Linked DNA regions of Mus musculus: all the other regions are linked to region 3. A link is a loop called in an ENCODE intact Hi-C map of the cell type or tissue named here. Cell type or tissue: left cerebral cortex. All regions are shown on one strand.

Evidence for each region. Peaks named below come from ENCODE experiments on the same cell type or tissue, not always from the same donor. Only the 100,000 strongest peaks of a DNase experiment are listed, where the experiment ranks them.
Region 1: it touches region 3 in a loop (5-fold over the local background); 7 of 42 quality-filtered maps call a loop at or near these places.
Region 2: it touches region 3 in a loop (12-fold over the local background); 5 of 42 quality-filtered maps call a loop at or near these places.

What each region holds. Positions count from the first base shown.
Region 1 is chrX:153,136,192-153,144,191 of GRCm38, reverse strand. It overlaps Rragb (Ras-related GTP binding B), which reads right to left and starts at 4,234. Exons shown (of 11, transcript NM_001004154.2): 1 at 3,617-4,234; 2 at 2,795-2,828; 3 at 117-216. The coding sequence starts at 3,708. In left cerebral cortex, CTCF peaks have their summits at 1,250 and 3,834; DNase peaks (open chromatin) are centred at 3,899 and 4,304; H3K4me3 peaks cover 1,872 bases; H3K27ac peaks cover 688 bases.
Region 2 is chrX:153,002,400-153,010,399 of GRCm38, reverse strand. Usp51 (ubiquitin specific protease 51) reads right to left here and starts at 3,931. Exons shown (of 2, transcript NM_001137547.1): 1 at 3,856-3,931; 2 at 939-3,111. The coding sequence starts at 2,988. The coding sequence ends at 1,003. In left cerebral cortex, a CTCF peak has its summit at 3,649; DNase peaks (open chromatin) are centred at 1,213, 3,032 and 3,667; H3K4me3 peaks cover 1,533 bases; H3K27ac peaks cover 285 bases.
Region 3 is chrX:152,922,700-152,930,699 of GRCm38, reverse strand. No RefSeq gene overlaps it. Among named protein-coding and RNA genes, the nearest start is that of Usp51, 80 kb to the left of the region's middle. In left cerebral cortex, a CTCF peak has its summit at 3,511; a DNase peak (open chromatin) is centred at 3,508.

The DNA of each region.
Region 1 (8,000 bases), 210 kb before region 3:
CATGCTCCAAAGCAAATTCATCAACCTGTGCATTCTCAAGCTGCTGCAATCAAGTGTGTTATGCAGATTATTAACAGCCAAGTCACCTCACTTTACAATAGGATGAAACATCTTACTTGTTGCACCAAGACGACGTGTGTCTCTGGCAATATAATTTGCAAAGATAATAGACCTCATGCTGGTCTTACCAGATCCACTTTTACCCATCAACAGGACCTAAGGACAAAGTAAGGGAAAACGTTAGCAAAGCTGGAGCAAATCTAGTGTAAAGGGAGCCATTCCTCTTCTATAGCTGGCATTTTACAGATGTGCAAGTACCAATGACCAGTATGGATATCCGTAATTAAGCCATTCCTCAGCCAATCGTTGAGGACATCTCAAAAGTCAAGCAATTACCTGCTATGAGTTACACATCACTTAGCAATACAAGCGTGGTAAGTGTGTGTGTGTGTGTGTGTGTGTGTGTGTGTGTGTGTATCTCCAACAAGCAGATTTCATATAGTATAACTAAAAAGTTCTTCCTACTGCTCTGTTCAAGGTCAGGCTGTTTTCCACTTCAGCCCATGATTTCATCCCTTCTGCATATTTCTATAATTTTTATTTCAGGTTTCTGCCTCTTTAAATTACACATAAGAACCACTCTTGATTAAGCTTATCTACTTCTGTCTTTACCTTTTGATTCTCCTAGCCTCAAACTTTTAGCATCCATTCATATTTAACTGAATGGTTTACAGTCTCTTTGCTTCCAGCCATTTAGGGAGCCCTGACTCTGTGTCTGGATTCATCCTATATTCTCTACCATCCTTTATTCTTCTTTCTACTAAGTCTCAACTTATCCATCAACACTTGGTTCAACAATCATCACGGGAATTTTCTCTGGAGCTGGGGATGTAGCTCAGTAGCTCAGTACTAGGGCACTTACCTAATATAAGTGAAACCTGGGTTCAATCCCCAGTAAATCCCCATAAAGTTTCTTTGACCTAAATGCCTTAGGCCAGCATTCCTCAACCTGTTGGTTGCAACCCCTTTCGGGAGTCAAAAAACCCTTTCACAAGGGTCACTTCAGATCATCAAAAAACACAGATATTTATATTATGATTTGTCACAGTAGAAAATTGCAGTTATGAAGTAGCAACGAAAATAATGTTGTGGTTGGGGAGTCACCACAACATGAGGAAGGGTCACAGCATTAGGAAGGTTGAGAAGCATTGGTTTAGGCTGAGAGGTATCATGCCTGCCCCTCAGTGGTACTACTATATCATTGCAGACCATAAAGCTCTGTAGTCCTTCCTTTCAACAACTCTCTCACAAGACTGGAAACATTTGAAGGACAGAGGGAGAGTCTTTGTATCCTTTGTGTACTTTCTTATCTCCAGTGCCTAACAGGGAACAAAAGCTTGAAATGCACTCATCAAAAGAATGGTGCCACACGCCTTTAATCCCAACACTTGGGAGGCAGAGGAAGGCAGATTTCTGCGTTCGAGGCCAGCCTGGTCTACAGAGTGAGTTCCAGGACAGCCAGGGCTATACAGAGAAACCTTGTCTCGAAAAAACCAAAATAAAAATAAAAATAAAAAATAAAAAATAAAGAAATGAACAAGCCATTAGAGGAAAAAAGGCAAGGACAACTATCTGGTAGAGAGCAAGACTTTACAGATGTCTTTCTTGTGTAAGGATTTGACACAAGAAAAAACACCTGTTAAAGCCAAATTATCTTGCACTACAAGGAGTCAGAGTTAAATGACTTTCACAGTCCTTTCTAAGCACAGTGTTTATGAGATACAGTTCTGTTAACTTTCCTTTTCAAATGAAAGAGACACAGATTCTACCTCCAATCCTAACATATCAAAATGTCTGATTACAAATATAAGAAGCTTTAGTGAAAACATACTGGATATGCATTGGCTCAATTCAACAATTTAGATATCCAGGTTTACCTAAGAAAATTTAATTGTTTATTTAGTCTAAAATTTATATGAACATTTTCCTTGCCCTTTGCAAAACAAATTAACTAAACAATTAACTAGATTAACTAAACATTAATTAAGCAATAACTGTATCTATTTCTGAAGGTAAAGGCTGATCCTTCAACGCATGTGCATTGCAGAACCATTAAAGCAAATGGCAGTTCGCCCCCTTTCTCTTTTCACAGTTCCTTAAGCTTCTACTTTTCCCCTCCTAATTATGTAGAAATTTCTGGCATTTTTTTAGGCATCCTTGTTGACAGCAACTTCAGACATTCATCAAAAAAAAAAAATCCTCCTAGCAAACTTGAGGCCCAGAATTAAATTTTAGATAAAGTCAGGCTAAAAATATGGGAGCTTTTTTAACCTTACATGGTGAGGATAATTATGTTTGTGGTGTACAGGGAGTTTATTCATGTAAACTTCCTAATATCCCTATGAAGGTTATTACCAGTACTTCACAAGTGATACTAAATCCCAAAAAGGTCAAGAAATATTGCTCCTGAGCTACAGTCTTAGGGATATTGTCTAAGTCCCAATAAAAGTGCAAAGCAAAGCAAAGAACATCCAATTCCAGCTAGAAAAAAAAATTGCACGTAACATTTGATTTGGGTTAAAGAATCAGTGCACACACAGAGGGCTGTGTAATATTTGTATCTGGCTTGACTCCATGAGATTAATTTTAGACAAAGTAAATCTGACAGTAAATAAGGGGATGAGTGTCTCAAAGACCCCATAGATTCTTGCCACAATCCAGAAAAAGCCAGATTCCCTGAACTGCAGCTTCTTACCTTTTTCTTCATGTTACTGATGTAGCTAACACATCTTACCTTTTTCTTCATGGCTGCATTTGGCATTGCCCACCTGTAGATATAAACCAAAAGATGGTGTTTTCGTGATCTAATTGCCGGGGGCGGGGGGTGGGGGGGGGGACACACAAGTAAACTGAAAGATGCAGACGAATATTCTTTAAAGCAGCTAAGTATGGATGAGACCTCTTTTCAGAAGTCTTCATTTTCCTAAATTATAAAGCTGGGTTTATGCTCCCTGTTTCCTTCATCAGCTCGGGAGACGCTTCCTAGGATGGCATATTTAGGAATAGAAACCATTTAAATTCAAGATTTGATATTTTGTCATAAAGCTGAAGCAACACTCTGGGTACTTTTATAAATCAAACAATATTGTCATAATCTGAATACTATTTTTTTTAAATTCATCTCCGTATTTTTCAAATCTAGAAGCATCTTTGGACCTTCAATCGTCCTTCCAAGCTGTATTTCATTCATTAAAGGCACAAAGTACATATAACGCAGTTCTCAAATAGGCATATCGCACTATACGTCATTGGTCAGCAAATGTCTGTCCTTTCCTTTTTTATCATCAACAAGGTGATAACATCAAATAACCTTTATAGAAAACAGAAAACAACTCAGAACTGTCTCAATTAGAAGACTACGCATAAACCAGGAATCCCACATCCAGGCAAAGGGTGTTTCTATTCTGTTTTCCGTCATCAAGGGCATGATATCAATCAACCATATTGGTAAATTAAAGCAATTCATCACTGCAGGTTAGAGGTTGTTGCATCTCACAATACTCTTTACAATTAGCATGCCCTCCCTCCCAGGTGCAACATAATCCCCTTTACCCACCCAAGCGATCCTTCCGGCTCCCCTAGAGGAGGCTCCACTTTTGGGCCCACATTCTCTTTCTCTGTCTTTTTCTCGGAGTCAGATTCTTCCATCGTGCAACAAGTCCTTCACAGTGCCTTCTAAATCCGCAGTACCGTTCTTCTGGCTCACCTGCCTACGCTCAGCACCCAGGGCCCGCGGGGCCTGATCTATCCCTGCCTCCGCCTTTGTCCACTGGGGGGCCGCTTTTCCCACAGTTACCTTTACCGACCCGAACTTAGTCTCCAGGCACAGCCGAGCAGGCCAGCCCAAAGGAGCAAGCGATTCGATTCGGTGCGTGCAAAGGAAGAGATGGAGGAGAGGGAGGGCAAGGTGGATGAGGAGTTGGTCCCGAGTTTGGGCCTCACTCGCCAAGGTCTCAAGACCCAAAGGTAACTTGGTCAGCTTCTGTACAGACTGCAAAGGCTGAGATAACGGAATGAGCGGAGCGGAGCTGCAGAAGCAAAGCGGTCACTGCCTGGTGGCTCCTCCCGACCTCGCTGCCAGTCACGGTCCGCCTGAGGATGCTCTTACTTCCGCGCCCGCCCTTCAGGAGCGCAAGAACCTCACCGCAACCACGCTACTGCAGGCCAGGATCACGTGGGAACCTGCCGTAGTCCCAGGGCCTGTCACGTGCCGCTACCCTTTTGGGGGGGCCCTGGGTTTGCTTGGAAGAATACCATAGAGACTGCTTTAGGAAAGCCAGAGTGCCACCCGCCATCACGTGGCCCGGGCTCTCATTTCCGCGCCATTGGCCCTTAGGGCGGCCTGCGGGCACCTAGACACTGATGGACGCGGCCCCGCCCACTCGCTGCTCAGAGTTAAAGGAGAAGGTTGCAATTTCAGCACCTGCCAGCTAGCCGTTTTCACTACTCCCTATGATTAGGGCCCTGTGCATTTTTGCATTTTGGTAACTTTTCTTCCCGTTAATCCTTATGACAGTTCAAGTAATTAAAAAAGCAATCCATCTAAAGTGTTTTAAACTGTCTTTCCCATAGAAAACTCTCAATAAGTTGTTATTGCCAGGACCAGAACCACACGGAGGGTTTAACACGTCCGCCACTTAACTTTTAAAAGTTGCAAACATAATTTTAAAGTTTCTGATGATCATCATGAGATACTTGCTACATACAGAGTTTTATGTGGAGAAGAAGTGATTTGTCAACCAGCTCTCAAATCTCAACGCAGCAAGTTCCAACCTCAATGACCTAAGAGCTTCTTAGGCTTGGAACTCTTTTAAATGTGACACCAAGGTTACAGGCTGGGAAAAAGAGTGGCATAGGTTGATGCTCCCTTGAAAGACTGAATTTGCCATTCACAGTTTGTAATGGCCTCAACTTTCTCAGCTTATAGGTAATGTCCTCCAGAGGTCTTCCCAACCCATACTCTATTAGAGTACAACAGTCTTTTGAACCTGCAGTAGTTATTTTCTGTTGTATGCTTTTTAATTCATAATATTCCTTTGTAGTTTTTCTTTTGTTGTTGAGATTATACTGTAGACACATTTCTTTTTTCCCTTTTTTCCCTCCAAACCTTGTCATATAAACAACTCTCCTTGCTCTTTCAAAGTCATGGCTTCGTTTTTCATTGGTTGTTGTTATATGCACATATATGTATATACATATATATTCCTAATATAACCCGCTCAGTCTGTATAATAATCTCATATATATGTTTTCAGGGCTGAGCAGTTGGTATTGAAGAACCAGACAGTGTATTCTTCCCTAGGGAAAATTATTTCTCCTGCTCTGGGCATTCCTTGGTTGCCTGTAGTTCTTTGTGTAGAGTATAATACTTACTGACATGGCAATAATCTTGTTTATTTGATCTCTGAGTATAGGATTTCTATTTAAACGCTATAAGGACAAGCACTTACTTTTGAAAAATGTTCTCCTATACACTAGGTTCACAGACCAGAATGTGTGTATATACTCGATATTCACTGAGTACTGTTTTTTTTATAAAGATAAGAACAAATGTGTTAAGGAATTTCTGATTAATAACAGAAAGGAGAAAATGTATGATAGTTCTTTAATATCCACAACACATGAGTGTATTTTGAGAATGAGCATGCCTAGACATTTTTAGGAAGTAAAGCCAATGAAAAGAGAGGAAACAATTGCTACAAAATTTCTGGAGAGGAGAAGGAGAGGAAGCTAGAGCACAGCTAGCAACATTCCTTCTGGATAGAAGACAAAAATTCTATGGAGACATGAGTAGGAGACAAGAGTAGGCATGGACACAAAGCAGTCTCTAGAAGTTGATGATAGGTGGTGTATATGGGAAACTATCCCAGCTATTGTATTCTATTATCAGTGTTGGAAAAGCAAGATCATTTTGGGAAATTGGCCGAGATGTTAACCATTTGAAAGATAAGCAAAAGAACAGCATAAAGAAGCATGCCGCAAGGATTTCTGTTCGGTACTGAAAGAACAATTAAGGTTGGAAATAGTAAGATGGTATGGCACACATGCATGGATTGGTTTGGGGGTGTGTTTTTTGCTCTAAATGTAATCAACAACCTTAGTGGAGATGATTATAAGACAGGCTAGGTATGACCTCTGAATCTTCTTCCAGGGCTTTTGAAGTTTAAGTAGGAAACAAGGATAAGGAGTCAAGAAATTTATAAACACTCATCTTCACATGTTCAGTGGATGCTCCTGTGAGTAAGGAAAAATATAAACACTTCATAGAGTTGGGTTTTCTTAAAGACAGAAGAAGTGGGACAAAAGTTAAATTGAGTTTGATTTTAGTGAAATAGTGTGATGCTTTGAACAACAATGTTCCCCAAAGGCTCATGTGTGCATTTATTCCCCCAATTGAAGGTGCTGTTTGGAGAAGTTTAAGAGGTGTGGCCTTATTGAAGGAAATATGCCACTGAAGGCAGCTTTTGAAGAGTTTAAAAACCTGCACCATTCCATTGTTCTCTCTGCTTCATTTTTGTGTTTCAAGATGTGAGCTCTCAGCATCCCGATTCAGCTGTCATGCCTGCTGCTTGCTGCAATGCTTCCCTGCTGTGATGGAGTCTTATGTCTCTGGACCCATTACCCAAATAATCTCTTCCTGCTCCAAGATGTCTTGGTCACTGTATTATATCAGAGTAGTAGGAAAGGAACTAATACAGATGTTTGAACTCAATTTCATATTTAAGTTTAAGTAGTAGAAGCTATTCTGAATACTGAGATCTTGATAAAACAGCAGGCCTTAAACAAATTATTAGAATTCTCTGAACCTCATTTTCCTCTAGTATAAAATCTTTTTAATAACAACTTTCTCAGATGTTTTAAGGATTGAACTAGACCATGAAAGAAAATTGCCCCATATAGTGGCTTATCTATAAATGGTACTTAATAAATGATATTTTAAAATGTGAAGTTCCATTCAAACAGAATAATGTCTATACTAGTATCTGATAAACTAGACTTGAAGTCTGAGACAAAAGAGCCATTATATCATAAATAGAGGCATCAACTCCTCAAGAATATATAACAGTTGTAAGTTCATATGTATCCAATATAATATTTCCCAGGTATATAAAACAAATATTCTGGCTGTAAAGTGAAAAACTCTAATATGTTATAGCATGGAATTTCAATACCACACTTTACAAAACAAATAAACAAACATCTAGACAAACTCAGTAAGATTTAAAATACACTTTCTACTGAATGGACTTGATAGACATATCTAGAGTATTCCACAAAAGAGCACAATAGACATTTTCTCAATTCCACTTGGAAAATGCTCCAGACTATTATATTATATCACAAAAATAGAAGAAATTTAAAGATTATAATTGTTATTAAGTTTCTTTTCTGATCACTATGCTATAACACTAGAAATAAGTAACAGAAGTAAAGTTGTAAAATCCACAAACATGTGAAAATTAAGCAATATACTCATGGATATCCAGTGAACAAAGAGGAAATTACAAGAGGAAAGTAAAATGATGTTTATAGCAAAAATGCCTAAGTTAAAAAAGAAAATGTTCAAATTAACAAAGCAGAACTTCTCAAGTAACTAAAAATAAAAAATAAAGTCCAAAGTTACAGAGATATTCCCATCCAGTAAAGATCAGAGCAAAGTGTTGAAATAGAGATAAGAAAAACCAATACAAAGCTCAACCTGAATAGCTTTTAAAAGATAAATAGAAGTGGCAATCCTTTAGCTAGGCTAATTAAAAAAAAATCCCCCTCCCGCCCCAAACTCTCAAATTGTGAAGAAAACAGGAACAATTACACCTGCCACCTGCAGAAATTCAAAGGCTTATATGAGATTTCTATGAGCAATTTAAGGACAATAAACTGAATAACCGGGACAAAATGGGTAAATCCTTCTTATTTTTTTCTTTTTTCTTTGTATGTAT
Region 2 (8,000 bases), 80 kb before region 3:
TAAAACTAATTACCTGTTCCCTTGAATAGTTCTAAACTTTCTTCTTTTAAATCTCCTTTCCTGAATTTAACTTAAAATTTCATTTTGTTCTATATACCTTGAAATTTTACTTTTTATATTATTATAGGTATAATTTTTGTAAATTTTGGTCTTTCCAATGCATATATTTTATGCTTTAAATATTTAGAATCCAAATGTTTTCACTTTCTAAAATTTTCCCTTACTGATTTTAAGTTAGTGGTTTTTTTTTCACTAACCACCTTAGAAATGTTCATGTTTCATCTTAACTTGCAAAATTTTAGAAAATTTTTAGAATACTCTATTTCCATACTCTATTTTTACATACTAACAATTTGGAATAATTTTAAATTAAAAACATTTAAAAATATTTCTTCTAAAATACTTAACTTAAATTTTTAACATTTAAAATGTTCTCTTAAAACCTTCAAAAGTGTTTCTTAATTGTTTTCTTTTAAAGCTTTAAAGTTTTTTGTTTAAAATATTTGGTTTTCTCCAGACTACTCTGTACACTCAAAACTATAACTACAATCAATGAAAAACCCCATTCTTAAAATATACCCCCCCACTTAACACAATATCTTTAAAGAAATAAAATGTAATTTGAGAAGATCCTCCTACATGTTGAGACTTCATTTAATTTGCTTTATGTGACCTTTTCAACCTCTCCTCCCTCTGAACCCCCCCCCCCCCCCCAGTTCTTAAGGCTAATGGTCACCGATTGAAAATTCAATGTCTTCCTCCCATAGACTTATGGGACAGGGTAAAATAGTTCCTTTATGCCAAAGTGCCACTTGTCATATATGGTCATTGTCCACTCCAGGTAGATTTTTGTGTTTCTTTTAAGAGGTGCTTGTTGTTGTAATGGCATTACAATTGTCCATCCTGGTAGGCTTGTGTTGTCTCTTTGTCTTTTTCTTTTTTGTTTTCTCTTCTTTTTCACTTTTTAAATTTTTTTTGGTCTGGAAATCATTCTGGATGAGATTATTCTTTCTCTATATCTTGCCTATGATAGAACAGTAGATACCCTTCACTATTGAGTAATTCTTCCATTGTAGCCTTGGTGACTACAGCATCATCACAGCTGAACCACTGGTCTTTTTCCTGTCGGACAAAACTGGTGTAATGGCCACTTTCCAAAGTTCCATGGTGGTTAATTACTGCAAACAAAGAATACTTATTCTCACTGGGTACACACTCTGTTAATGGCTGGCCTTTCATTATGCTTTCTTTAGTAGAAGCCAAGAACGGGGTCATGTCCAGCTCCAAAGGAAACGAGATAAAACTATTAATCTTTCGTCTCTGTTTGCCTAAATGTTCAAATCTTTTCAGGTGAAAGCAGGCCACAATCGGTAATTTCTTCATTGTGAGCTGTTTGGTAGATTCCTGGTAGCTTTGGCATTGACTGCATTTGATTTTGGCACTGCTACCCAGGTCTTCGGGCCTTGTAAACCACTTCAGGCAATCTGTAAGTGAGATGACTCGTGGCTTCTGGCCATCCCTACTCGATGTGCTACTACTAGCCCTCCCTGGAGTATAAGGCCCAGGCAAATCCAAGCTAATGTCCCAGCATGGGTCTATGGTAGTAGAGACACCATGACAAACTTGACATGTTAAATCTGACTGCAGACTACCTGTAAAGATGTGATCTATGATGCAATTACAGCAGTTGGAGTTACCTTCCTGGTCGATACCATCATCTCTGCTGTGTCTATGCAACACATCCAATATGGCAATAAGAAACTCCTGAGCATCCTGTTGTCTGTAGCCTGCTAGATGCTCTGCATGGATCCATATCAGGTGTAGTAATTTATAGGGAATATGAGGACTTTGGTTCCCCGAGTACATAGCTTGAAAAAGTAAAGACATCTCGCAGACTAAACACAAGCTGGGGCTTGTCATCATACATTTGTGCTTATTTGAAAGGAAGAACTCTTTCAGTAGCGGAATGTGAGTAAGTACTTGGACAATACAATTCATAAAGCAAGTATTACCAAGATTAATTAATCCTCTGAAGCCTACAGTATAATACATTGTCTTTTTCCTCCTCTTTTTCTTGGGTTTTACCAAACTGGTCTCCTGATCTTTTGACTCGCAGGTTAATTGGTTTTCTTCCACCTCAGATGCCATCAACTGCTGATAAGATGCATCTCCTGTAGGGGATGATAACAGTCCCAGAATTTTTTCTTTTGTTTCTTTGGCGATCTTTTCTATATCTTTGTCATATACATAATCCCTACACATAAAGCAATATATAACCCCATGACAGAGGTCTACTGCTAAATTGTGTTGCGTTGTTTCGGCATGAATGTGAATATGTTTGTCAGTAAAGCATCCAAAAAATACACAGGACAGACAAGAGTGGAGTCTGTTCTTGTGAGTACTACATATTTGACAGATGCATGACTTTGCCTTACGTTTCCTAGTCTCCGGGGTTCCACTCCAAATGAAACGCTGATAGATCATCCGCAGGTTTCTCTGCCAGTTTTTAGCTACTTTAAAGCTCTCTACATGACAGCAGCCTGTGGGACCCTTATTAGACCCTACCTCCAGTAAACTGTTCTCTGAGCCATCTGAATCCCTAGAGGAGCCATGGTCACTAGAGTAGCTTTTCCGTGTTTGGGGTCTGGGTCCAGGCCTGGATCTACGTCTGGAATTGCGCCAGGCCACCGACCGCTGCTTGGGCAGGGGTGGAGGTGGCGGCGCTGGCGGGGGAGGCGGAGGTTTGGCGGGAGGCGGGGGTGGGGCCTTGAGCCCACGCCCTCCCCTGGAGCGGGACCTGGGCTGGGGCCGAGGGCGGGGCTTGCGGCGCGGGCAAACCGAGCTGGAGCTGGTGTGACAAGCAGCCGGGATAGAAGGGAGCACCTTCTCATAGCTGCCACTGCCCCTACTTGTTAAGTTCTCCGACGTGGGCTTGGGCTCCGGCCACAGCTCCGGCTTCATCTCCTGGGCTCCCTGTGTACCCCGCATCTCGATGCACTCTCAGCTGCCTGCTCCAGACAGGCTCCTCGACCACCTCCCGAACTCCAACAGGCGACAGAGCGGGAGGACCGGGACGCTTCTCGAACGTGGGCCATCGGCTCACTCCCAAGCCTGGGAAGAAACGCGTCTGGGAATGAGCTATGACTATGGGTGGAGGGAGACAGGAACTCGTGTGGACGGCCAGCCCGGCGTCATGGCCGCGGTGCCGTTAGCCTCAGCCCCTCCCCCTGCCGCGAGCCCCGCGCGCGGCCGCGGCTCCGCCCCTGCACCGGGGGCTCGCGTGGCGTGCCGAGCCCGAGCCCGCGGCTACCTGCTCCAAAGGCCGCCAGAACTGCTGGTACCGGGGAAGGAGGGGGGAAGGGGACTGTCCTGAGCTTTAGGGTGAAAAGGATGGCAACTCTTTTAAAAAGGCATAACCCGCTGTCTTTTCGGCGCTCTGTGCAGCCTCGCTTTGGCGCACCTTTTTCTACGTTCTTTCCTTGCATCTTTAAACCCCTCGAGTCAACAATGTATGTTAAATATGGCTGAAAGGAGGTTATCTTTGAAAAAAAACTGACTCAGTGGACGAAAGTGTCCCCTGCCTCCTTTCTTACCTATGCTTCCAGCCTCTACTCCTAAGCGCGCTTGCTGTGTGCCACGCTCGAGCGCCCTCTCTTGCTCTTTCGTGCCTGTGCCCTCACACCCCGTTTCTTGCTCCTGTCCTCTCATTTCCTAGGGTTTCCCCCAGAATTCAGACTCCCTTCACGCGTGACCACCCCCATCCACAGTACGCGACCCCCAAAGTGCATGCTCCCTCCCCGCAACCACCGCAGCTCCCCAAGCCCGCGGATTTGTAAAAAGGTCTGGGTTTGTTACCTGGGGCCCCAAGGCGCGCTTCATCTAGAAAGTCAGCTGCTGCTGCTGTCCAGGCGCTCCTCTGCCAGTCTTCTCTATGACCTCTCTTCGGGGCTGGTCACAAGGGGGCCGCCCCCTGGCCCCTCCCCTCTCCACGTATGGGCCCCCAGCCCCGGAATCAGGCCTCCAGCAGGGATGAATAGTACCGCTGTCCCCCTAGGCAGAAAAACCCCTTCTGAAAGGGATTCTACCAGAGGTAACAACAGCCACAGATTTTAGTAAAAGATCTTGGGAAGGCTCAGGCTTCATCTGGTTATGGCACTCTTAAAAAGAAAAAAAAAAAAGAAAGAAAAAAAAGAAAAAAAATAGAAAGAACGGGGGAAAAAAAAAACCCTGAAACAACAACAACAAAACTAACCAAGGTAGGGTTAGGGATTCACTAAGATGGCAAATTCTACAGTGTTCCTTCCGGAAGCTTTAAAATTAAAATCTCAAGAGTAAAGTGGAGAGGTTATTATTTCTGAGTGTTGGGGAGAGGAAAAATACGCATATGATTCAGGATAAAATAGACCTCAGCCCAGCAACATGCTGTTCCTACAGGGATAAACTGTAAACACTTAGAGCTCATCGGTCAAAGGTGAAAGATCCTAAGATGTTTACACAGAGTGGCAACATATACTTTTGGTCACCCCTTATATTAGTAACCCTAGTATTGGGTGTTCAGGTTAAAATCACTAAGTAGCACATTGCAGGGCGTCAGCACACTTAAGAACAATGCTATGGGTGAATGTGTAAACCCGGAAGAGGGTGATCGGCCTCACAGAGATCTTTCCAGAACTCAGAAATATTTTATCAAGTTCTCTCCACATATACCCACATACAGTGGCACAAAAATTGTGGGAGAAGTATGCAAATAAAAAAGACTGGAATCAGGAAAATATATATCTAAATATTTGCCACATTGTTTCAGAATCAGTTAAAAAATTCTTCCTACTGAAATCTATCACACTTCCCTATTCCAACCTGGGTCTCCACTCCTAGAGTTATCTCAATGCATTCAGGAAACCAACCCAAAGAGAAGATAGCAGCCACAGCTGGCCTGACACTTATTATGGGAACAGTATGATCAATCCCAAGTTGAATAACTAAAAACCATGGTTCAGTAGTATGAATGGGGAGCCCAAAGGGACACATTCCACCCACTTCCCAGACTTTTTGTCTGTATCCAAGGAATGTGAACATTACAAACAGAGGCTTCAGATTGACATATCACAGACACATTCTAAAACAGCAGTGACTCAAACAAGGGAAGCAGGAAGATGGTCAAAAATTTAAATAATGTAACTGTCTAACTGTAATTTGGAGTGATCAAACCAAACTTGTAGAATAATAAAACATACAAAATGACGACATTTCAGCAGTAGGCTGCTTTCAGGACCTATAGTCCTCCATCTCTCTGCCTCTCTGCATCTCTTTCTCTCTGTTTCTTTGGCTCTGCCTCTGTCTTACTCTTTCTCCTGTGTGTGAGTAGGAGGGAGAGAGAGACAGAGAGACAGAGACAGAGAGAGAGAGAGAGAGAGAGAGAGAGAGTGTTAAAACAGAGTGAAGTCTCTCTCAGCATTAACCTTTGCTTGCACACTGCTCTTATCCAGGCCACTTTGACTGATTCCTTGCATCACTCATTGGAGACTCCAGCAAATTAACATCCTCTCCATTAAGGGGGATGTGTGTGGGAACAATTTTGCTTCAAAGACCAACATGGTGTAGATGTGCAGACACTGGTAGCCAGGACTTCAGAAATGCCATGACTTTCTGTGGCTGTGGCCAGCTCTGTCAGACAAGAACCTTGCATTGATTAATCCTTACTCTCTGCTGTCCACAAGGGGGAAATGTCCATCACACTTTAAAACGGCAGACATTATATTGTATGATATGATGTGTGAGTTCAGCCTTTCTAAGAGAAAGGGATTTTATAAGCTTCTGGGTCTTTGGACTTTTAAAGTGAAAGGTGGGACAACTAGATTCATGCTCTTGCTACAGGAGTGGAGATGATTGTGTGTCACTTGGCTGGTTCACATGGGGTGATTTTCTCTCCTTAAGGTCTGAAGCTGTATGATTTGAAGACGTGAGTTATTTTTGCTATATGAATATGTGATGGCATTGTCCACATAACATGAAAGAAGAGAGGTAGAGAGTAGGGCCCCCGTGATGTCTGCAGAGATGAGCAACCACTTGAGGAGCCACAGATCAGAAACATGACTTCCTATCAGCCCCATGTGTGCTTTAATCTTCAGTGCTTCCAAGTGTTAAAGACATCCCTCGTGTCCGCACTTTAAAACATCATGGCACAGTCAGGCTGACGTGGCAACATCATTTCTGCGGAAGACAACAATGGCTGCCACCACATAGCGCCATATCCCAACAAAACAAAGCTGGTGCCTGCATGGTGTGAGGGAAACAGGAAATGGCCATGACCTTTCAGTCTGAGGGTCCCAGAATCCCAGGTAAGCAAATCAAACACTTTATATCAGTACCAAGAGTACAAGGTGGACACCCGGCTAGCTGGGTCAGATCTCTCTATGCTCTGTGATGGAGCCTGGCCGAATGAATGCAAGTGGACCGACCCTTTGACATCTGCCCAGTCGTTACACTGTGCTCATGGGTGAGAAGAGTCATATTTATTTAAAGACAAAGGATCTAGCACCCTTTCTCTTTTCTTTCTTGGAACAGATGGCAGGCATCCTGTGTGGCCCAAGCTGCCCTTGAGCTCACAAGCCTCCTGCTTCTCTCTCCAGGCACAAGGGTGATAGGTGTGTGGGGTCATACCTGGCAATCATTCGCTTCCTGTGTTCTTGGGTTCATTAAAGTCTTCAGGGCAAGGACAATTGTTACCTTCCAAGATGAATGACCTGACCTAAACCTAGGGGGAGAGTGTTGGTGTGATTCAATTGAATTGATGGATATTGCAGGGGTGGGATGTTCTGGGAAACACCACTATAGCTGGCAGGCGATCCTAGGCCTTAGAGATTCAGATCATGGCCAGTGACCACATACTCTCTTTGTAATCTTCTAATCCAGCAATGCAAACTGCTGTTGCCACAGAGCAGTGGAAGAGAGGAACAACATTGAGTATTGGTTCAGTGTGACAAATCCAGGATCACTCAGAGGTCTCTGGTTTGAGTGGGACCATGGTGTCTCATGGCAGGGTGTGGGGAGGCAGATTAATGACCACCATCCCCCCTTAGTGCACCTGATACAAAGTCCTTGCAGCTTTTGCTGCCTTGGATTCCAGTGGAGTAGCTGGAAGTGGTGATAGAAATCAGGATGCTGTGTCCCTGAGTTGGAGGTCTAGAGTTCGGTGAATAGGGGTACCTTCCTTCTGACTTGAGAATCTGTCCATCTTGCTTGATTTTCTGTCAAACTCATAAGTTAATAAATTTTACCACCCCACTCTCTCTCTCTATGTGTATCTGTCTCTGCCTCTCTGTCTCTGTTTCTCTCTCTCTCTCTCTCTCTCTCTCTCTCTCTCTCTCTCTCTCTCTCTCTCTCTCTCTCTGTGTGTGTGTGTGTGTGTGTGTGTGTGTGTGTTTGTACATATGTTTATCTCCTTCAGCCTGAGTTTGTGTGCATGTGCATATGCCCCTGGGAGGTCAAGAGCCTGTTCATGGAAAAGAAAGAGAGATTGAGAGAAAGAAACAGAGGGAGAGGGTAAAATCACAGCTAATCAAGTTACCAATGTTGTGCCAGTACGTGTGTGTGTGTGTGTGTGTGTGTGTGTATTCAATATATAATTTCCCTATGTGTCAACAGGGACATCAAAAGCACGGAGCCCATTACATAAAAACCACTTGATTAAAACTGAGGAAGACATTCGTTTCCTTCCATGATTATGGATTCTCAGCTTTTGAGGATAGTTTCTGGTATCTGCTGACATCCATGACTGGAAGAAGGCCTAGAGACTTGAGTTTGGGTAATATTTTCACTGGCCCTTGTTCCCCAGACAGGGCAGTTTTCCTGTTTCCCTGTCTCAAATTCTGCCCCCAGTGTGCCCTTCACAAATCCAAGGTTTTGTTTTCAAATTTTCAGTATATTCTTATGGAAATTTTCAAGCACATGAAAGCAGAAAGTGTGCTACACTGCAATCAGTGAACTCCATGTACCCATTA
Region 3 (8,000 bases):
TTATCTGTAAATAAGGATACTTTTATTTCTTATATTTTTTCTCTTTTTTTATATTTTTCTAAATCTTTAAGCACGTAGTCCATAAGAGGAGTGAGAGAAAGGACACCTTGTCTCAGTCCTGATTTTAGAGTTAATGCTTTCTGCTTTTCCTCATTTAGTATAATGTTCCTGTACTAGCTAGTTTTGTGTCAACTTGACACAGCTGAAGTTATCACAGAGAGAGAAGTTTCAGTTGAGGAAATGCCTCCATGAGATCCAACTGTAAGGCATTTTGTCAATTAGTGATCAAGGGGGAAAGACCCTTTGTGGGTGGGACCATCTCTGGGCTGGTAGTCTTGGGTTCTATAAGAGAGCAGGCTGAGCAAGCCAGGGGAAGCAAGCCAGTAAAGAACATCACTCCATGGCCTCTGCATCAGCTCCTGTGCCCTGACCTGCTTGAGTTCCAGTCCTGACTTCTTTCAGTGATGAACAGCAATATGAAAGTGTAAGCTGAATAAGCCCTTTCCTCCCCAACTTGCTTCTTGGTCATGATGTTTGTGCAGGAATAGAAACCCTGACTAAGACAAATTGGTACCAGCAGAGTGGGGTATTCCTGTGACAACCTGACCATGTTTTGGGGAGGACTGTGGAAGGACTTCGGAACTTTATACTAGAAGATCCATTAGGTGTTAAGAGCTCTGTCAGATGTTGTGTAGGAGCTTGGAAGATAATGTTGAAAACAGTGCAGAAGATGGAGGCCTGGCTTGTGAAATTTCAGAGGGAAAATAATGACTCTTTTCAGTGCTATTCTATTTTGGAGTATGATTATTCTGTGGTTCTGGTTAGTTGGGGCTGAAGAATCAGGTGTGATTAACAAGATACCAGAACTACTAAAGCAAAACCTTTGCATTACTGGGACTATTGATGCTGGTTAGCTGGAGCTAAGAAATTAGCAGTGACTAAGAAGAGACCAGCATCATTGAGGTGACATCTTCTGGGAAGTGTTTTCTGAAAGCACAAAGAGGCTGTGTTCCAGAGATAGCCAAGGTTGTACTCCTGCTGCAGTGGGACTTGGTAATGTGTGAGGGTCACCCAGGTGGTACTGGTTTTGGAGGCATGAAGGGGTCACACAGAACAGCTGAGGCTCGGCACTGTGAGAGGCTATGGAAGGCCATTGGTGAAGGTGCAGCCTCAGTTGCAATTGATGGCCCAGGACTGAAGGGATCATGCAGTGTTTTGGAGATGCCAGTACCATGAGATGACCACCAAGAGCAGCAGCAGCAGTGGGGTACAGGCATCTGGAGCCTAGAGGATGATGTGTGTGCTACAAAGGGCATGGCTGGAGAAGTGACCCAAGCCCTTGGAGGAGCCCAGAAGTTCGTGAGTTGGATCCCAGACATTGGATGGTTGGAGATTGACTTTAGCTTTTGATTGTGACTGTGTCCTGATATTTTTCCCTCCTGAAGGAGGTTTTTAGTGAAGCCCACAGTTCAGAGACTTTTAATTGTAAAGACTTTGGATTTTAAGAGAGATTGAAATTTTAAGAATATGTAAAGACTGTGGGACTTTTAAAGTTATTTAGACCTTGGGGATGAATAAGAATGTAAGGGTTGAGGCTTACTAGTGATGTGTTTGTGTGTCAAGTTGACAAGGGGTCAATTGTACTGGCTAGTTTTGTGTCAACTTGACACAGCTGGAGTTATCACAGAGAGAGGAGTTTCAGTTGAGGAAATACCTCCATGAGATCCAACTGTAAGGCATTTTCTCAATTAGTGATCAAGGGGGAAAGGCCCCTTGTGGGTGGGACCATCTCTGGGCTGGTAGCCTTGGTTCTATAAGAGAGGAGGCTGAGCAAGCCAGGGGAAATAAGCCAGTAAAGAACATCACTCCATGGCCTCTGCGTCAGCTCCTGTGCCCTGACCTGCTTGAGTTCCAGTCCTGATTTCTTTCAGTGATGAAAGAAATATTGGTTTGGTTTTTCTGATTACTGTTTGCATTCCCATTTCATTAATTTCACCCCAAGTCTTACTACTTCCTTTTGTCTACTAATGTTAGGTTGTGCTTACCCATGTTTTCTAAGACCTTGAGCCACATTGTGAATTTATGAATTTGAGTTATCGCTGATGATCTCATTTATAATTTATAGCTTATTTGTTATGTATTTGTATTAATTTGTTATGTATTTGTATTGTAAATGTATTGTTATATATTTGAGATATCTCTGATGTTCTCATTTATAAGCATTTATAGCTACAAATTTCCCTCTTAGAACCCTCCACTTTTTTTTTAGACAAAGTGTCTTGGAGGATGGATTACTTCAAACACAATACATAGAAGAGGCTGCCATGAACTCCCTATCTATGTGCCTCCACCTGCTATGTTCTGGGATGACAGGCTTGCACTTCCATACCTGACTTAGGACTATCTCCGTTGCTTCCCACAGGTTATGGTATGCTGTGCCTTTATATCTTTTTCTAGGAATTTCTTAAGTTTTCTGTAGATTTATTCAGTGATCTATTGATTATTCAGTAATGTATTGTTCAATATCCATGAGATTGTGGCTTTTGTAGTTTCTTTTGTGATTGATTTCCACACTCATTCCATTGGGATCAGATTGAATGCTAGAAAATACTGCAGTTTTCTTGTATTTGTTGAGTCACTTTGTGTGCATTAGAGAAATTTCTATGGGCTCCTGTGAAGAATGTATAACCTGTAGCTACTGGATGAACCACCTGTGGAATCATTTGATCTATAGTGTCATTTAATTCTGATGTCTATTGGAATTTTGTTTAAACGATGTGCCTATTGGTGGGAATAAGGTATTTAACGCATTCACAATTATTGTGTTTTGGTTAGCATGTGCTTTTATGTCTGACTATGTTAGTTTTCTGGAATTTGATATAATAAATTTCAGTTAGTACTTGTTTAGAATTTTTATATCACTGTGAAGTATTGTTCTTTTTACTAATATGCAGTTGCCGTCTTCTTTTTAAATTTTGACTTTAAATCTTCTTTATCAGGAACAGGAAATGTTACACCGGCTTGGTTTGGCAGTTCATTTCCTTGGTATATTGATGCCTATTCTTTACATCTTCATTACTTTAAATATACTTCTTGAAGGAGAAAGATTATTAGGAAACTGTTAGTTTGCATGCATTTATTGGTAAGAATTCAAATACATGAGATGAGCGTGAATACCTTGGAAAATCAGAGAGGTATGTTCATTTAATTTACAAACTAATAGCAATGTGTCTTGTGATTAGCACAATCAAATACATGAATCATATATCAGAACTGGGGAGGAGCATCACAAGAGTCTTGAGAGACTGGTCCATACCACGACCAGGGATAAACATGGGGATCTCGGAGCAGGACTGGTGCCATTATTATATTTCCTTTTCTTACATATATTCAATACATATGTTTCATTTCATTTGTCAGATCTCTAAAAAGGAGTTAAAGCCATGAACTGGAAGAGAAAGGAGTTTTTCAGATTATGTGGCAGGAGGTGGCATCTGAAGTGCAGTATCGCTCTCCAGTGGCCACTGTGGGAACTGACAACCCATAGAAACATCAAAGGTCTTTCCAAAAGATGGAAAGAGGCTGAGTTGAAAATGGGTCTTCTGATGCAGTTTACACACACACACACACACACACACACACACACACACACACATTTTGTTGGCTATGGGGTGTGCTGTTTTATAATAGAGTGGGTTCAAGATTACCTCTGCATTAATTGCACAAAAATAAAACAAGCAGATGCCTAAGAGAAGAAACAAATGCTATAAATATAACAACAGTGACTTGTGTCTAATACAAATGGTGTGCAGGGATTGCTTTTTGTAAGAAAAAAAAAGATGACTCCTGATGTTGCAGTATCACCTGGAGGGTATATTTCAACCACATAAAAGATTCTCCTCTTTGAACATCACATACTTTTCAGTTTTAATCAACAACTAAGAAGCACGTCTACTTAATGTATGCTGTATGAGCTTGTGATATATGTATATACAACCTAACTGTTTCTAAAAGCAAGATAAAGAGCATAGTCATCAACTCACTTCCTCATCTTTTAGTAGTGAGAACAGTTCCAATGTACTCTCTGAGACTTTTAGAACTATGACACAAAATAGTAGTAACTTCGTGCTCACTATATTACATTCTGCTACATTACATCTCCAGAACCTTTTCCTCTTATAAATGAAGCTTTGGCCAATGTTTCTTCATCTACAAGCTTCTGGACACTACCATCCTCTGCTCTTCCTCTAGGAATTAGATTGCTGTCGATTCATGTGTAAACAATATCAGTATAGGATTTGTTTTACTATATCCGGCTGATTTCACTTAGGCTCTATCATGCAGCTGCGTCCAAGATTTCACATACTGAAGAATGTCTTTTTTTTTTATAGCTCAATTTTCCTCCTCTACATAGGAATGCATAGCCACATGTGTATGGCTATATATTTTATTTTATTTATCCATAGATCTCGCCCTGGACACTTACGTTGCTTTCAAATCTTAATTATTATTACTTCAATGAACACAAGAATGAAGACATTACAAAATCTTGGTTTGGTTTTTCTTTATCTAGCTACATACCCAAAATAGGATTCCTGATTGCATTAATGACTATTCTCATCACTATGGAAAAAGCAACATAAGGGCTAGAAAGCAGAATTGACTGCCCAGACTGATGACCTGAGTGCTCTTCCTGGAACCCACGTCCTGAAAGGAGGGAACCAAGTCCCATGATTTGTCCCTGACCATAACACATATGACCCTGGCTCCTGCCCTGCACAAAACAAATAGATAAATGTAAAGTGAAAGAGAGGGGTGAAATACTTGAAAAGCAAGTAGAAGTGCTTGCCACCAAGCCTCATGACCCGAGTTCAATCCCTGAATCCTACAATGGAAGGAAGTAACTAAACCCTGCAAATTATCCTCTGACCTCCACATATGCACTGTGACAAGCTGCCCCTTCCACTACCACCCCCAAGAGTAAGTAAGGGTAAAACTATTTTAGGGAATGAAGGGTTTATTTTGGTTCACAGTCTGAGAGCAAAGTCCATCATGGTGGAGAAAGCACAGTGACAAGAGGTCACACTGTACCCATAGTCAGGCAGTAGAAGGACATGAATATTGTGTTCATGTCACTTTCTCCTGTTTATTCAATACATAACCCCAGCCCATGGAATATTGTTGCTTACATCTGGGAAGCAGGAGCAGAATGAGAATCTTCCCACATCAACTAGCCTAGTCTATAGAATCCTCCATGTTGCCAGGAGTTTTTCTCTTGGGTGATTCTACTATATCTTGTCAAGTTGACAATATTAACCACCTCATCTCCACCCTTTGCCTACATGATATCCAAAGACATCACTTTACAGTAACCCCTCACTCCTTGTCACAAATCTAATGCAGAATACATGCAGTCAAACTTCAAGAGCCACAGAAGTCTAACAATTCTAACACTAAAATTCCAGGATCTGAGATGGAGGGATGGCTCAGCAGTTAAGAGTGCTTACTGGTCTTGTAGAAGACATAGGTTCAAGGCCCATTACCTACATGGAAACTGAAAACCATCTGCTAACTCTAGTTCCAAGGAGTCTGATGCCATCTGAGTTTCACAGTCTCCTGCATACATATGGTGCACCACATACACTTAAGGACACGGACACACACACACACACACACAGAGAGAGAGAGAGAGAGAGAGAGAGAGAGAGAGAGAGAGATTAAAACTCCAAGTTTTATGTATTACTAAAGGCAATCTCTTAAATTTGAGTTCACATAAAATTAAAACCAAGTTACCTACTTTTAAAACACAACAACACAGAACAGACATTGCATTCTCATTTAGAAGGTGAATGAGAAATTCCTCCTCCAGGATCATGTATTTGAATACACGGTCCGCAGGTGGGGCGTTGTGAAACCTTAAGGCAGTGCAGCCTTGCTGGCGGAATCACATAACTGTGGCGCAGACTCAGAGAGCTTATAACTTTGCCCTACATCCTGCTCTCTCTCTCTTCCATGTAAGGATGAAAATAGTCTCACATGTTTGTCAGCATCTAGCTTTGTCTCTACAAGAAGCACCTGGTCACTGTGGTTAGCTGAAGGTTTTGTTGGTGTTTTCATAGGCTAATAGCCACAGGACAGAAGGACTCATTAGAGGAGGCAGCAGAAAAATGAAAACAAAAACAAAAACAAAAAACAAAAACAAAAAACAAAAAACAAAACAACAAATAAAAAAGCCCCGGTGGCTTGTGAGAATTGAAGCTATAGGCTTTAAGGTAAAAGACTCCACCAGCTGCCTACTGACCCAAGGTGTAGCTGCAGGCCTAGAACCTGCTGTCTGTTGGCTTTAATCTCTTCACCTGCACAGCTGAAGTAATTATACTCCCTACCTTCCGGGTATGTTCATGGGTGGAGAGCTGCTGATGTCTTGGGAAAGGTTTGTTTCAAGAGTAGAAATTGGTCAAAATGGAGAAGAGGGGATGGGGTTAAATGAGACCCAGCAGAGTTGCCTTCCAGACAAGAGATGCTGGAAGGCTGTGGTGGGAGACATGGGCCTAGCACCAGGTGAGGCCATCCCTGGGATGGCCAGCTGACAGCATTGCTTCTGCTGTTTTCTGTTGTTCCTTTTCCTCTTGAGGTCTGAGCTCTCTGACTCATGTGTTATAGGGCTCACATGGCATCATTAGAGTAGTGAGCTAAATCCCAACACCTGCTAAGCTGACACAAATGACTCACAGGGTCTCAGATGATATTGTTTACCACCACCATCGTTTATTCAATCATCCTTCATCAGAAAGGGTCAACATTGTTCGACTTACCCTTATATCATTCTAAATGAGCTGGGGTAGATACTATTGTACATGTAATAGTGATCATACGGTCCTCAATTTTAATGGCTTAAATTTGCAAACAATGCAATCATGCATCAAAAAGAAAGTGTGCGGATGTGAGGGTGATCTGGCTGCGACATCTGTCACCCCATTGATCGCCAGGGTTGATTCGGCTGATCTGGCTGGCTAGGCGGGTGTCCCCTTCCTCCCTCACCGCTCCCCCCCCCCCCCCCGAAGCTGCGCGCTCGGTCGAAGAGGACGACCTTCCCCGAATAGAGGAGGACCGGTCTTCGGTCAAGGGTATACGAGTAGCTGCGCTCCCCTGCTAGAACCTCCAAAAAGAAAGTGTGCAACTAGTGATATACTGAAACTTTGGAATCCTGTATATCTATGAGATGACTCAAAGAAGGCCATCCTCATAATGGAAAAGGAATCAAGCTAGTTATTTAAAAGGCATGTTATAAAAGTGTATATAAGTGGTTTAACTTATGGCAGTTTATGCTAAATTCCTCTAATTTAGCTTCTGTTGTGATAAAATATTGATCAAAAGCAACTTGGGGGGGGTGAAATCTTGTTGTTGTTGTAGTGGTGGTGTTTAATGACTCACAGGTAACAACCCATCATACAGGGAAGTCAGAACAGGAACCCAGAAGCAGGCTGAGGCTAAGAACATAGAAGAAAAAAAAGAAAAAAAAAAAGAACATAGAAGAATACTGCTTGCTGTTTGTTCTGCATTGTTTGCTCAGCCTGCATTTTTACACAACCCCCCAAACCATCTGCCCAGTGGTGGCACTGCCCATTGTATATTGGATTCTGCCATATTAAACAGCAATCAAGAAAATGAAACACAAATTTGCCAATAGGTCAGTCTGAAAGAGGCAATTCCTCAACAGAAGATGACTCCAGTTTGTAACCGAAACTAACCAGAACACCCATTTTCATTCTGGCTGACTGGATTTGCAAAGGTGCTAGGCAGTGTGAACACGTGGTAACTGAGATACAACCTTTTTTTCGTACAGAATGCTTTGTGCATGGTCCCAATTCATTGCTAGAGAAATACATTGAATTACTCTACAAGGAGAGTACTTTCATGGAGTTGGACTGTCTTTTAGTTGTGTTACACGTGCCTTTTTACTTCCTTGATTTTGGTTCAAGTAATTGTATTGTAGTAAT